Linked DNA regions of Homo sapiens: regions 1 and 2 are each linked to region 3. Evidence: chromatin contacts called from ENCODE Hi-C or POLR2A ChIA-PET data. All regions are on one chromosome and are shown on one strand. The core of a region is the stretch at or near the end of the contact, and the rest is flanking DNA. Distances in the headings are between cores, read along the strand shown.

What was found. Hi-C counts contacts between places; a loop is a spot of excess contacts on that map. ChIA-PET counts read pairs that join two places held with the same protein, here RNA polymerase II (POLR2A). Pooled maps may share reads with other maps.
Region 1: a pooled map shows a loop between it and region 3 (6-fold over the local background). The contact joins two enhancer-like sites. A Hi-C loop is called at or near these places in 9 of 37 single-sample maps with no recorded cell type and 6 of 50 pooled maps.
Region 2: a pooled map shows a loop between it and region 3 (2.4-fold over the local background). The contact joins two enhancer-like sites. A Hi-C loop is called at or near these places in 1 of 168 maps with a recorded cell type or tissue (PC-3) and 2 of 50 pooled maps. POLR2A ChIA-PET finds 5 or more read pairs at or near these places in 3 of 52 experiments (H1, PC-3 and activated B cell).

The regions. Positions count from the first base shown.
Region 1 is chrX:12,889,177-12,892,085 of GRCh38, forward strand. It overlaps TLR7 (toll like receptor 7), which reads left to right. Exons shown (of 3, transcript NM_016562.4): 3 at 1-1,185. Among named protein-coding and RNA genes, the nearest start is that of TLR8, 16 kb to the right of the region's middle. Within about 2 kb of position 1,380, at least 4 of the 41 ENCODE cell types and tissues checked have a DNase peak (open chromatin) inside an H3K27ac peak, as active enhancers do.
Region 2 is chrX:13,122,552-13,125,319 of GRCh38, forward strand. No RefSeq gene overlaps it. Among named protein-coding and RNA genes, the nearest start is that of FAM9C, 79 kb to the left of the region's middle. Within about 2 kb of position 1,378, at least 6 of the 41 ENCODE cell types and tissues checked have a DNase peak (open chromatin) inside an H3K27ac peak, as active enhancers do; they include PC-3, where a contact is called at or near this core.
Region 3 is chrX:12,998,905-13,001,976 of GRCh38, forward strand. No RefSeq gene overlaps it. Among named protein-coding and RNA genes, the nearest start is that of TMSB4X, 25 kb to the left of the region's middle. Within about 2 kb of position 1,792, at least 19 of the 41 ENCODE cell types and tissues checked have a DNase peak (open chromatin) inside an H3K27ac peak, as active enhancers do; they include PC-3, where a contact is called at or near this core.

The DNA of each region.
Region 1 (2,909 bases), core at 130-2,629, 110 kb before region 3:
ATCACGAGGTCAGGAGTTTGAGACCAGTCTGGCCAACATGGTGAAACCCCGTCTGTACTAAAAATACAAAAATTAGCTGGGCGTGGTGGTGGGTGCCTGTAATCCCAGCTACTTGGGAGGCTGAGGCAGGAGAATCGCTTGAACCCGGGAGGTGGAGGTGGCAGTGAGCCGAGATCACGCCACTGCAATGCAGCCCGGGCAACAGAGCTAGACTGTCTCAAAAGAACAAAAAAAAAAAAACACAAAAAAACTCAGTCAGCTTCTTAACCAATTGCTTCCGTGTCATCCAGGGCCCCATTCTGTGCAGATTGAGTGTGGGCACCACACAGGTGGTTGCTGCTTCAGTGCTTCCTGCTCTTTTTCCTTGGGCCTGCTTCTGGGTTCCATAGGGAAACAGTAAGAAAGAAAGACACATCCTTACCATAAATGCATATGGTCCACCTACAAATAGAAAAATATTTAAATGATCTGCCTTTATACAAAGTGATATTCTCTACCTTTGATAATTTACCTGCTTAAATGTTTTTATCTGCACTGCAAAGTACTGTATCCAAAGTAAAATTTCCTCATCCAATATCTTTCAAACTGTTTTGTTAACTAATGCCATATATTTGTAAGTATCTGCACACTTGATACAGCAACGTTAGATGGTTTTGATGGTAAACCCTAAAGGAGGACTCCAAGAGTGTGTATTTATTTATAGTTTTATCAGAGATGACAATTATTTGAATGCCAATTATATGGATTCCTTTCATTTTTTGCTGGAGGATGGGAGAAGAAACCAAAGTTTATAGACCTTCACATTGAGAAAGCTTCAGTTTTGAACTTCAGCTATCAGATTCAAAAACAACAGAAAGAACCAAGACATTCTTAAGATGCCTGTACTTTCAGCTGGGTATAAATTCATGAGTTCAAAGATTGAAACCTGACCAATTTGCTTTATTTCATGGAAGAAGTGATCTACAAAGGTGTTTGTGCCATTTGGAAAACAGCGTGCATGTGTTCAAGCCTTAGATTGGCGATGTCGTATTTTCCTCACGTGTGGCAATGCCAAAGGCTTTACTTTACCTGTGAGTACACACTATATGAATTATTTCCAACGTACATTTAATCAATAAGGGTCACAAATTCCCAAATCAATCTCTGGAATAAATAGAGAGGTAATTAAATTGCTGGAGCCAACTATTTCACAACTTCTGTAAGCTTTATTGTGTTTCATAGTTTCCGTTCTTCTTCTGTGAGAACAAGGATAATGGCATTAAAAAATCAGCTTTTGGTCATTATAAATTGTCTTCTATTAAAACACATATACACATAAAATCACTTGAAGACAATTTAAACATCTTCTGAAATGGATCAAGAGGAAGGGAAACTGAAAATAATGCAACTCAGAAACCACAGAGTATTTTGACATGAGGTTAAGCACCGTGGTTTGTTGTAGGAAAATAACAGCACACCAACAGATGGTTTTTATCTGAATTCTTTGGTAATCTTGACATGTCATTCTTCTAACTTTCTGAGGGCCCTCAGTGCAGTTTTGTAGGACTGGAGCTGTTCACAGACGGTCCCCACAAAGCTCTGAACGTGGGGCTTCTCTGCTGACTGGCCTCTGGTTGGCTCCACCCCGGAAGGAACTCCCAGATTCTCCATGAATTCCGCTTCCACCATCAAGCCTTGGTCCAAGCCCCTTTCAACCTTGACTTGGCCAGGAAGTGTCCTTTCTCTTCAGATAGATACTACACCTTAGCAAGACTTGGCATTTTTAGAATCCAAGCCAAGGGAGGCACTTGGCAAGGCAAATGTTATGGATGAGAAAAAGGCAAAACAAGTGTCTGCAGTTTGTAGAGGAGAGAGAGGATGAGTCTGATTGTAGCCCTGACCCTGAGTCAGGATCTCTCGGCCCCATTTGCAGGTCTACTTCCAGCTCCATCTGTCTGGACACTCTTTTAGGTCCAGATCATCTCTTACATGTGGCCAAGGAATATAGAGTATGCAAGGGGATGTAGCGACCTGAGAGTGTGAGTAACTTGTGCCCATCTCCAAGGAAGCTGTGATGGGGATAGCAAGGACACACACTCTTCTTATTTATAATGCCTTTCCCCCTCCCATGAGATATGCTTTTTATTTACTTCCTCCTTCTCATCCTAAGTCGGGTGAACAAGAGGACCAGGTTGCACATCCTACTACTTATTTATGGCCCAATTTTAACATGGGGGTGGAGTTGAGGTTGGAATTGTTCCTCCGCCTCTGCTGCACATGCTCAGTAAGCAAGAACACTGTTGATGGGAAAGGCTTAGTCACAGACAGTGGGAGCACATCCCTCCTTGGAGCTTTGGGTCGCTGTGCTCCAGAAACAGTTAGTTATAGCACACCCTGCTCCTGGCATCTACTGGAAGGTGAAGCCCTTGACCCTAAGAAACATTGGGAATGATTTGTACCCTCCAAAGTCCAATAGCTATGTCGGAGGGAAACGATCAAAGAACATGATTGAGGAGACTCAAACAGAGATGTGCTTCAGACAACACCAAGACAGAAAATTAATCCATTTTACCAAGTTAACAATGTACTGAAGGCGAACAAGAGACCAACCCACCTGCCAACCAACGCTATGAAGAAGGAGGGTTGATCAGTCTGGCTAACATGGTGAAACCCCATCTCTACTAAATATACAAAATTAGCTGGGCGTGGTGGCACACTCCTGTAATCCCAGCTACTCGGGAGGCTGAGGCAGGAGAATCGCTTGAACCTGGGAGGCAGAGGTTGCAGTGAGCTAGGATCAAGCCACTGCACTCCAGCCTGGGTGAGAGAGTGAGACTTGGTCTCCAAAAAAAAAAAAAAAAGAAGGAGGGTTAAAAAGAGAATAAGTCCCAAACTCATAAGATGGTGTGGAAAGGGCCCTGGTGACATAG
Region 2 (2,768 bases), core at 128-2,627, 120 kb after region 3:
AAGGCAAAAAGATGGTGAGAAATTTGCCCAAGGTCACCAGTGACTTAGCATCAGTTCAATCTGGAACTGGATCCCCAAGACCCCAAGTCTCATGCACTTTTTTCCACCAGTGCTTCTCAAAAATTAATGTATACTCAGACAATCTGGGAATCCTGTTAAAACACAGATTCTGATTCAGCCAGTCTGGGGGAGGTGCTGAAATTCTGAATTTCTAACAAGCTCTGAGAAGGCGCCAATGCTGCTCGTTCATGGAACCCACTTGGAACAGTGAGGGTCTATAACTGGTTTCATCAACCTCTGGAACTTATGATTCCTTGAAGCTAAACTTTCATCAGAGTTCGAAGAAAAAAAAAGTGTGCAAAAAAAAAAATCACAAAACATATAATGAGATAACTCCCAAAGTTATTATAATCTCACTACTGTGAAGTTACAAGGGAGTTTATTACCAAAATACCCATCGAACTTCAAAGTGTCAGTACAAACAGGCAACCCTCAATTTTGCCAAGGCCTACAATCAATGAAAAGTTTCTATTCTGTTGCCTGATTGGAGGTCCTGCTGGGAGACACAAAAGTCCCTTCCCTCCTTCCCTTCATTTAGCACCAGGGAGTTCATTACCAATGGGGGCTCCATGCAAAAGAACATTTCTCTATCTTCTGAAAATTGATTGCTCCCTCTCTCTGTACATTTGTTTTTCATTTACACAGATATTTCAGCTATTTTTGATTTGTGGTGTAACCTAGGTAACCTAAATCAGCTAAAATAAGAACTAATTCCAACCTCCAGATCAAATGGCAAACCACACCTGAGCTTTGCACAGATCAAGTAGCAGAAGGAATAGCGAGGTTTTTGTGAGGAGGGCTGCCTTCTTTGATCTGATGTGGCCCGGACAGCATGGGAGCCGGTGCAGATGTGTAAGAGAGGCTCAAGTGCCACTTTGGAAGATTCACCAAGAAGAGTGCATTCTTCTCTCTTCTGGTTTCTCCATATTGTTCTTTTGGGTGTTCACTTTCAGATTCTGCTGGCCTTTGCATATTAGAGAAGAGGTTGGCAAACTTTGTCTGTAAAGGGTCAGCCAGTAAATATTTTCGGCTTTGAAGGCCACATACACGGTCTCTGTCACAACTACTCAACTGTGCCCTTTGAGCTCAAAAGCAGCCACAGACAATATGTAAACAATTGGGCATGGCTATGTTCCAAATAAACTTTATTCATGGACACTGAAATCCTAATTTCAATTAATTTTCATTTGTCATGAAATATTATTTTCCTTTTGATTTTTTTTCACCATTTAAAAATGTAAAAACCACTCTGCTTGCAGGCTGTATAAAACCAGGCGGCAGGCCGGAGGACTTGGCTCACAGGCCATAGTTTGTCTACCGTTATACATATTAGAGTCATACAAGTACAGCCAAATGCAACATTCTCATAAAACATAATGTTAAAAATCAGATGGAGAATAGACCTCCAGATTTCCTGCGTTTATGATGACAGCTTTACAGGAAACCAAAACTGTGTGCTGGGGACTGTTCTGGGTATTCTGCAAATGTTTTTTCGTGTTTGTCTTTGGTATATAATACATTCTCATTTCCTAGGGCTGTTTAGTTTGTGAATGTGAAACTGTCGACTTCCTGTGTCAACTTCAAGTAGCTAAGTTTTCCTATTTGTTTGAATTCCTGTAGTGGACCCTCATCTTATATTTATTTATTTTGGCTCCAAAGACTGACCATATTCATAGTAAGAGTTTGGCAATGTAAGTAGTCATTTTCTGCAAAGAAATATATTCTGACCGAATCATTTCACTGAAACCTCCTAAACCATGAACTTTTATTCTAGAACTAATAAGTGTTTGTGGCAAAGTTCTTTAGCCCTTTGGCTTGTACATTTTATGGCTACAAAAAGGTAGTTGGAATTTTTTTTTTTCGTGAAGGAATTTCATGCATAGCCCAGGACTGTTTTAAGTGTAGAATTTATCTTTGCAACATGCATCTTCAACATGCATGTATGCTTTCTGAGTATGTGCAATTATTCTACTTTTGTGTTAGATGTTCTAAGCTTTTGTGTCTTTCTTGTCACATCATATACAGATTCCTTTCAACCATTACCTTATACATACCCTTTAACTTCAATAGCTTTAGCTGTAGGAATGTCTGTAAAGTCACAAAATTAATTTTCTCCAAACACCACATTCATTTATCCCTCCCCTTAGTGGCACGAACTTAACACAAGGCACACGAGCTTTCAGACTTGAGATTCTTTTTTTATGACTTCTTTAAACCATCATCTAATTGTTGATCTGACAGATTGCATACTCAGAGTAAGTTTATTAACCAGAGCATCTTTTTTGATACCATAAAATTAATTTATTTCTGCCCCAAGAGTGCATTTTGGGAGTGGGTTAGTAAGAAACATCTGAATCATAATCATTTTTGGAACATCCCTTGTACTCCATAAAAATAACATTGATTCAGAACCACTCCCAATTCTCTGCTCCTTCAGGAGACAGGATAGTGGAATTGATTAGCGCTCAGCTGCTGAATGCTGAAGGACGCCCACAGGCCTGGAAAAGACTTGGCTAGGCCTCTGCCAATACCCCTGACGGAAGAAGGGAACATTGGTCGGCTCCCTTTCAGATAATGTGCTTGGGTTTTGCCGTACCTTTGAAAAGACATTGAGACATAAAGGCTTTGTCAGAAGAGGAGGAGGATGCAGGAGGGTGAAGGCTGCAGCCTTGGCCCAGCTGAAGTGCCCCACACAAATTTTCAGATCT
Region 3 (3,072 bases), core at 542-3,041:
TTTTTAGAGGGCAGTAGGAACCAAGAGACTATGGGGTAGGTAGATCATGTCTTGCCTTGCCTGAGGATCCCTGTATATAATCTATTTTTATCATTAAATAATAATAGAAAATAGAATCGTAGAGGCAACCATCCAGAAGTTTCCAAACATCCAAGTGTTTGACATTATGGAAATATATAGATACAGACTTTCTGGGCTTTACATGGGCTTGTTATCTATCCTTATTTTTATTTATTTGTTTATTTATAGGTATTTACATGGAGAGGGTGGGATAGGTGCATCATGAACCAACTTAATTCATTCAACACTCATTTATGAAGCATCTATTGTGTGTAGGATACTGTGAATGTCACACAAACGAAACACAGGAGCCCTCTGGCTTTATTTGCAATCCTATCCCAGAGACTATAAAGCTTGGAAGAAGCATCATTCAAAGCCATATTGACATCCATCCACATCACTCAGCTTCTGGAAAAGTGGGTCAAAAATATTCAATGAGTTACCCAATTCTCGAAGAGAACAAGAGTGAGATAGAATTCGTTGGTAATTCAATAGATTTCGTTAACTCAATTTCCAGTTTACCAACAGCCAAACCAAAGGCTTCTAAAAGGAGTAAGTCAGCTCTCTGACCTACTCTGATCATTTCTGTGTCTTTTGGAGGAAAAAACAACCAGCCCAACTGCTCTTAGTAAGGAAAACTGCAACCCGCCAGTCAGATGCAGATTTCACCTCTGAACCGAGTGTTTGGTTTCACCTACACACTTCCTGCCGGGTGCTTTGCTCATTCAACGTTCAACAGCTGTATCTTTCCCAATTCGATTCATCTCACTTTCTTTTTGGTCATCAGTGGCAAAACAGTATAAAATACCTTTATTACTATCTGACGCTCAGCGTTATACCCAAGATTTATCTTTTTAAAAGCCAAGAGACCATTGCATTTATCAAAAGGAGAGTAGTGGGTGCCACTGGGGGCTCATATTGCCAGTGGATATTGTGAATTACATTAAGAAGATCTGAGAACAAATGTCTTCTGATATCACCTTCTCATATTTGATTACCACTATTTCATGAGTGCCTTTTATTTTCCTTCTAAACATTTGTGGCATTGTTTTTTTTTTTAAGCAACAGCCAACCTAATATATATTATTTGTGCCACGTGTGGTATTATTGCTAAGACACTCTATGCGGGTTCTGGTGCAATTTTAGTCTTATATTTCTGAGTTGTTAGAGCCATTTAAGTAGCTTGCCTATGGGGGAATCCTTAAAACAGCTCTGAATACCTTAGAGAGGTACATTTTAAGTAAGGCTGCATCATCATTTTGGCTATGAGAGTTCCTGGGATGTGGGGGAAAGGATGTTAAATCAGAACCCTCACATTATTTAAATGTTTTCATGAAGGATATAATCAAGTGTGCCTCTTGATTCTATTTGAAGATGTGCCAAGCGGCAGGGGCCCTCTTGACAAAAGCGGCCAGGAAGTGACTTTTTACTCCCCAGCGACAGCATTTTCAAATTGCTCTTTTCTGCTCAATAAAGGCTAAAAAGGAAGTGAAACCTTTTGTCATATTCTGCACCACTGATTTTTTCCAGACGAGCAGAAATGCCTGCCTGTATATCCTTCTAAGGACTGGCTAAGAAAGGGTGGAAAATAACAGGCAAGAAATGTATCTGTTTGAGTGTCTGTTCTTTGGTTTGGCTATGAAGTAAAACCCAAAAACGACATTGAATTTGGCATTGGAAACTGCAGTGCCATTGTTGCTTTGGGACTGGCTTAACAAGCCCACAATATTCTAGAAGCATGTGCCCGTCCCAGGAGCCGACTCAGCCATTTCTCAAACATGAAGAGGACTGGGCCGTGCAGTCCTGTTTCCTCTTCCTGATCTTTGTAGTAGTTACAAGCTGAACAGAAACATGCAAATAAAAATCGAGAACCCTAAAGAGTAAGAAAATCATTTCCAGAAAGACTGATAATAAATTTCAAGCCATCAGCTCAAATATCACTGATTTAAGTGCATTTGTTCCAGCTCTTTTATAGAATGTGAGGTTAAATACACAAACTTGATATTAGAGTTGTCCCTGTACTAATTCCCGCATGCGATTCTTTTAAAAAGAAAAATAAAATAGAATGATTTTTAAAAATCTCATCTAGAATGAGAAAACATAAAGTGCTTTTGGCTTTCCTTTCCCTGATTTTGAAGGGCTTTTTTTTCCGCTTTTCCTTTACTTCCCTACCTTAAAGATGTTTAAATTTAAGCCAGGTGTGAGCTCTGAGAGAGATCGAAGCTGCATTTTATTTACCTTTGTAGCTCAGACAACCAGAAATGGTAGCGTTAGTATTTGTGGAATGAGTCTTCACCTGACTTATCCTGAAGGGATGCATCTTCTACTTAGGATAATGTTAGATTTGAATTTTACAAGATCCTGAGTCAGTAGTCTGTCATCCAGGCTGCAGTGCAGTGGCACAATCATGGCTCACTGCAGCCTGGACCTCCCAGGCTCAAGTGATCCTCCTACCTCAGCCTCCCAAGTAGCTGGGACTATACGTGTGCACCACCATGCTCGGCTAATTTTTACATTTTTTGTAGAGAACAGGTCTCACTACGTTGCTCAGACTGATCTGGAACCCCTGGCTTCAAGTGACCCTCTCACCTCAGCCTCCCAAAGCGCTGGGATTACAGGTATGAGCCACTGCACCCCACCATTATCATTATTTTAGAGTGTACTCCTACATATAGATATAAAGTTAAGTGTAAAACAGCCTCACGCAGGTCCTTCAGGAGGTATCCAGAAGAAGGCATTGTTATCATAGGAGATGACAGCTCCATGCCTGTTACTTCCCCTGAGGACCTTCCAGTGGGACAAGCTGTGGAGGTGGAAGACAGTGAGATTGACAATCCTGAGCCTGTGTAGGCCTAGGCTAATGTCTGTGTTTGTGTAAAAACACACACAAAAATAAAATAAAAAGTTTGAAAATAGAAAAAAGTTTACAGAATAAGGATATAAAGAAAGAAAACATTTCTGTACAGCTGTACAATGTATATTTTAAGCTGTTATTACAAAAGAGTCAAAAAG